2 separate regions of the Homo sapiens genome follow, and region 2 is linked to region 1. A link is an interaction called in ENCODE POLR2A ChIA-PET data of the cell type or tissue named here. Cell type or tissue: PC-9. All regions are shown on one strand. Each heading gives the region's core, and the rest is flanking DNA. Links, peaks and the distances in the headings are about the cores only.

Evidence for each region. ChIA-PET counts read pairs that join two places held together with the same protein. Peaks named below come from ENCODE experiments on the same cell type or tissue, not always from the same donor. Only the 100,000 strongest peaks of a DNase experiment are listed, where the experiment ranks them.
Region 2: POLR2A ChIA-PET joins it to region 1 with 10 read pairs; 2 of 35 experiments call an interaction of 5 or more read pairs at or near these places.

The regions. Positions count from the first base shown.
Region 1 is chr7:45,880,951-45,883,861 of GRCh38, forward strand. It overlaps a transcript of CCDC201 not described here. Among named protein-coding and RNA genes, the nearest start is that of IGFBP1, 6.1 kb to the right of the region's middle. In PC-9, for the core only: no CTCF peak of the experiment used is centred there; a DNase peak (open chromatin) is centred at 1,231; H3K27ac peaks cover 1,632 bases.
Region 2 is chr7:46,589,808-46,592,718 of GRCh38, forward strand. No RefSeq gene overlaps it. Among named protein-coding and RNA genes, the nearest start is that of IGFBP3, 670 kb to the left of the region's middle. In PC-9, for the core only: no CTCF peak of the experiment used is centred there; a DNase peak (open chromatin) is centred at 1,584; H3K4me3 peaks cover 411 bases; H3K27ac peaks cover 639 bases.

The DNA.
Region 1 (2,911 bases), core at 180-2,679:
ATCCCCATGGGGGTCATGGCATGAGTTCACGGGGCCAAACTGGTATGGGAATTTTCACCTCACCAAAGTGATGGACACTTCCCACCATCTAGTGAATTCAGGGTTAATCAAACAACACCACATCTAACGTAGTACAGTCGTGACTTTCCTGAAGCCCATGCATGGTCCGGGTAAGTGTCATCTTCTACCAAATCATCTTAGTTTTTATATGGGTGGCGAAGATTCTTGGGGGAATGAGATGCATGTGTCTCCTGGGAGTGAGCAACAGGGAGCTCTGGTGTCCTGGTGGCTCGTCCTCATTTCCCTCCACCACCCAGGCCCTCTCACCACCCAGCTGCAGCAATGATAGCTCTGCCTCTTTGTTTCTTCCCTCAAATGTGTCCATTACCCTAATCTCTCACTTCTTATGGAGTGGTTTTGTGCAAGTGCGGGCCCAGAAGTGCTTTGTGAACCCATGGCCTCAGACTTGAGCATGCAACAGATTCTCCTAGGCGGCTTGCCTAGTAACAGAGTGTGGGATGCGCCCCCAGAGGCCGGAGTCTGGGGTTGGTGTAGGGCCTGGGGATGGGCCTTTCTACTCATCTAGGTAGAAATGCCAATTAGTGAGTGACCGTGGTCTAACCCACCCCCCTTTACCAGAGGTGAGAAATTAGGAGGGGTCTGTCACCTGAGCAGCCTTGATGCGGGGAGAGCATAACAGAATGAAGACGAAGAGCACCTGCCCTATGTTTGGCACTTGATACCTGCCCTCTTTCACCCAACCCACTGCACCCTGAATGCAAATGCTTCGGGATGGCCTCGCTTCCATCGCCAACACTGAGATTCAGACCCTGGTCTTCTGACAGGGTCCCTTGGGCTTTGGCCTGGACACATCTGTGCTCCTCCTGTGTTTAGAAACTGGGTTTTGTTGACGTGACAAGAGCTAGGTGACTTTTCCACTTTGATTAGTGGGGAGTGTGGGCGAGAGCTATTTTTTCAAACTTTCCCATCAGTTTGCCAAGCAGTGTCCTTCATCAGCTTGGGAGATAAGGGCAGCACGTCGGGCCTTTGCACAGATTTACATCATCCCCTGTGTTGATCATGGAACATAAGCAAAACATCACTTTGTTTTTTTTCCCCGTGTTAAAAACAACTTCCTTTCTGAGGTGTCCCTGGATTGCAGCATTTCTTCCCTTTGAAAGTTTGACTTTGCCCTTGACTCTTGTATTGTTTTTCAGAGCATGGATTGCCCAATTTTCAGCTGCTGGTGAGTAAGCAGCACACTGCACGAAGGCAGGATTGGGAAGAGCAGATGATGGAAGCACCCGTGTGACTGCACCACCCCAGAGGTCCCAGCCTCTGCCGTTGGCAGGAACGAGCCACCGTGCTGCTCAGGATGACAATAGCTCCTGTTCATGCAGTGCTTTCTTGTACCAGGCAATCCATCATCCCCATCTTACAGGTGAAAAAACTGAGGCCAGGGGCTTTATGCAACATGCTAGGACATAGAAATCTAAGGCACAAAAACAAACGGTCTTGCTCCAGAGCTGTTCTGCTGTTGATACTTCCCAGCTTTCATGACCTCCCCTTCAAGGGCTAACACAATTGTCAGAGTTGAGTTGTTGAGTGCAACGGTCAACATTTGTTCTTGCGGTTCCCACAAGAAAAAGACAGATGTGTTCTGAAGTGCCATCAAATTGCTGGCAGAGGCCGTGTGTGGCCCTATTCATAGGCACCCCCTGGAGTGACACAATGGGACTGCTATGATTATGTGTCCCTCACCTTTTCTGAATCACTGATAGTGGTTTCCTTTTCTTTGCAGCACAGAGAATTTGCAATGCGGCAGGAGGTCTCCTGGTCCCCGGTTTAATACCCTTTTTTGCTCAGTTGATTGAATACAAATTCCATGTCTAGCACTGAAAGCTTTCCACACTTACCCCAAACAACTGTTCATCCCTGCCTCCCAAAATATGCTCCCAGTTGCCCCTGCACATACAGACATTTTTGGCCCTAGCCTACATAAAATGCCTGTATGGTATGGCAGGAAGGGTAAAGGCTTTGATTCGGGTGAAGAAGGGGCTTCATCTCCAGCTGGTGGTGATGAGACCTACTGGCAACTTTGGCATGTGTGGCTTGGCATGAGGTATGCCCAGTATAGTAAACGTTTATGAAACACTAGCTCCCCCACCCCTCCCTGCTCTTGGTGCTCTGATTCCAGGTGTCCTGTGAAATTGGATTCATAGTTCTTTATCAAATGGGCATGGGGCACCTATTGGTGCCTGTGTGGTGCTGGACAGAAGGACATCTATGTGCTTGTCCCCTGTTCACTAAACCAGGTGAGACACACACACACCCCAACACACACACACACACAGAAGTACGTAGATAGGCATTTATTTTAGCTCTTCAGCATGAGTATAACCCAATGTGAGATCAAGCATCAGGATTGCACAGGGGGGCACTGAAATCAGGCTGTGCAGAGGTGAGGACATTTATGGTGGGTCCCCAGGGATGGAGAAGGGGTCATAGGAGGAAGGAACAGTGCCATGAAGATATAACTGAGGCCAGAATGGTCCTCAACCTTTGGGTGGTCAAAGGCCCATTAGAGTCGATGACGACTCCCAAAGACCACACGGAAGCACACAGTTGTGCAGTTGGCTCCAGGGAGTCCGAGGGGCCTTGAGCTACGGCATGGACCTCGTCTATGGCTCTCTGACTTTTCTTATCTGTCTCTAACTCTTCCTCTCACCAGTTTTGGTCACTATGTGGGCCATCCCATCTGAAGCATCATTCCATACTCCCCTTCCTGATGTTCTTTTCTTTCTTTCATGCATTAATCACAAGCTGCAGTGCATTTGTTAAAGTATTTGTTTACTATTTTTCCCCCTCTACATCTTTGAGGGTGGGGCTCTGCCTCCTTCATGGCTGATCC
Region 2 (2,911 bases), core at 129-2,628, 710 kb after region 1:
TGGGCACACAGGTTCAAGATGCTCCACAAGTTAGTCAATATTACAAACCATACATAATAATATGCTGAATCAATATATAAATGTTAGGGATTAAGCATTCCACAACAAGCAAAGTAACATTTAGCATCAAGAGAAAGAGAGATAGGAGAGAGTGTTAACGAACTAGCCCAGGGGGAAGGAAGAAGACAAAAGGAGTCCTGGTCTGGGCCTGATGGTCCAGCCCCTGGGTCTTGCGAGGAAGAGTCTTTGAGGTGGCACAGCCTTCAGTGACAGATGCCAAGTTCTTATCACAGGTGACAGAGGGACATTTATCAGTTGGGGGGAATGTTTAGAGCTGCTGACAGCTTGTTCTTTTATAGCCAAAGACTCCTCCGGTGAGAACTGATAGTGGAAGAGTACGCTTGTTTGTGTTTTTATCTGGTTGGAGGTAGTAATTTTTTTGTTGTTGTTTATTAAACAAACCATCTTATGCTTGTTGGTAAAGTCAACTGGGAAATATAAAATGGAGTCCTTTTCTAAGATGCAATTACTTTTGTCTAGTGTGCTCTATACACTATTCCAGCCCACTGAGATTTGGGACTTGTTTGTATTTGCAGCAATACTTTACACATTCTGATGAATACAATGATTCACTATTGTATTTTGAAAATAAGGAAGATGTAGTTGAAAATTTGAAAGAAAACAGATTGACTCAAATGTTATTAGAGTTCGGAAAATAAAATAAATTAGTAGAATAAAGAAAAGAAATAAGAAAATGGAATTCTAACATATTGGGGGTATAAATAGGTTGAATTTATCAGAAAAAAAATTGCCTAATATAATATTAAATAAATGGTAATGATGACATGAAAAAGTGTAAACATTAAGGTATAGACAGTTCCAAAAGAACTTAAAAAGAAAAAATGTTCTAAAAAAAGTTCTAAGGATTCAAGATGGCCAAATAGGCACAGGTCTGCAGCTCCCAGCAAGATCCTCGCAGAAGGCAGGTGATTTCTGCATTTCCAACTGAGGTACCTGGTTCATCTCACTCGGACTGGTTGGACAGTGGGTGCAGCCCATGGAGGGCCAGCCAAAGCAGGGCAGGGCATTGCCTCACCCAGGAAATGCAAGGGGTTGGGGAATTTTCTCCCCTACCCAAGGGAAGCCGTGAGGGTCTGAGCCTGAAGAACTCTGGCACAGGTACTGCGCTTGTCCCAGCATATTCGCAACCCACAAACCAGGAGATTCCCTCTGGTGCCTACCCCACCAGGGCCCTGGGTTTCAAGCACAAAACTGGGTGGCTAATTGGGCAGATATCCAACTAGCAGCTGCAGGAGCTCTTTTTTTTTTTTTTCCATACCCCAGTGGTGCCTGGAATGCCAGTGAGACAGAACTGTTCACTTCCCTGGAAAGGGGTGCTGAAGCCAGGGAGCCAAGTGGTCTGGCTTGGTGGCTCCCACTCCCACGGAGCCCAGGAAACTAAGATCCACTGGCTTGAAATTCTCGCTGCCAGCACAGCAACAATCTGAGATCCACCTGGGATATTCGAGCTTGGTGGGGGTAGGGGCATCTGCCATTGCTGAGGCTTGAGTAGGAGGTTTTATGGTCACAGTGTAAACAAAGCCTCTGGGAAGTTTGAACTGGGTGGAGCCCACTGCTGCTCAGCAAGGCTGCTGTGGCCAGACTGCCAGCTTTCTCCTCTCTGGACAGGGCATCCCTGTAAAAAAGGCAGCAGCCCCAGTCAGGGGCTTATAGCAGACTTAAATGTCCCTGCCTGATGGCTCTGAAGAGAGCAGCAGACCTCCCAGCACAGCGTTCAAGCTCTGCTAAGGGTCAGACTGCCTCCTCAAGTGGGTCCCTGATCCCTGTGTAGACTGACTGGGAGACAACTCCCAGTAGAGGCCGACAGACACTTCATATAGGAGAGCTCTGGCTGGCATCCGGCAAGTGCCTCTCTGGGTTGAAGCTTCCAGAGGAAAGAACAGGCAGCAATCTTTGCTGCTCTGCAGCCTCCACTGGAGATACCCTGGCAAACAGGGTCGGGAGTGGACCTCCAGCAAACTCCAGCAGACTGGCAGCAGAGGGGCCTGACTGTTAGAAGGAAAAGAAACAAACAGAAAGCATTAGCACGTCCACTCAAAAACCCCATACAAAGGTCACCAACATCAAAGACCAAAGGTTGATAAATCCACAAAGATGGGGAAAAAGCAGTGCAAAAAGGCTGAAAATTCCAAAAACAAGAACGCTTCTCCTCCTCCAAAGGATTACAACTCCTCACCAGAAAAGGAACAAAACTGGAGAGAGAATGAGTTTGGCGAACTGACAGAAGTAGGCTTCAGAAGGTGGGAAATAACAAACACCTCCGAGGTAAAGGAGCATACTCTAACCCAATGCAAGGAAGCTAAAAACCTTGGAAAAAAGGTTAGTCGAATTGGTGACTAGAATAACCAAGGTAGAAAAGAACGTAAGTGACTTGATGGAGCTGAAAAACACAGTACAAGAATTTCGTGAAGAATACACAAGTATCAATAGCCGAATTAATCAAGTGGAAGAAAGGATATCAGTGATTGAAGATCAACTTAATGAAGTAAAGAAGAAGACAAGATTAGAGAAAAAAGAATAAAAAGAAGCGAACAAAGCCTTCAATAAATATGGGACTATATGAAAAGACCAAATCTACATTTGATTGGTGTACCTGAAAATGACAGGAGAATGGAACCAAGTTGGAAAACACTCTTCAGTATATTATCCAGGAGAACTTCACTAACCTAGCAAGACAGGTCAACACTCAAATTCAGGAAATACAGAGAACACCACAAAGATAATCCTTGAGAAGAGCAACCTCAAGACACATAATCGTCAGATTCACCAAGGTTGAAATGAAGGAAAAAACGTTAAGGGTAGCCAGAGAGAAAGGTCTAGTTACCCACGA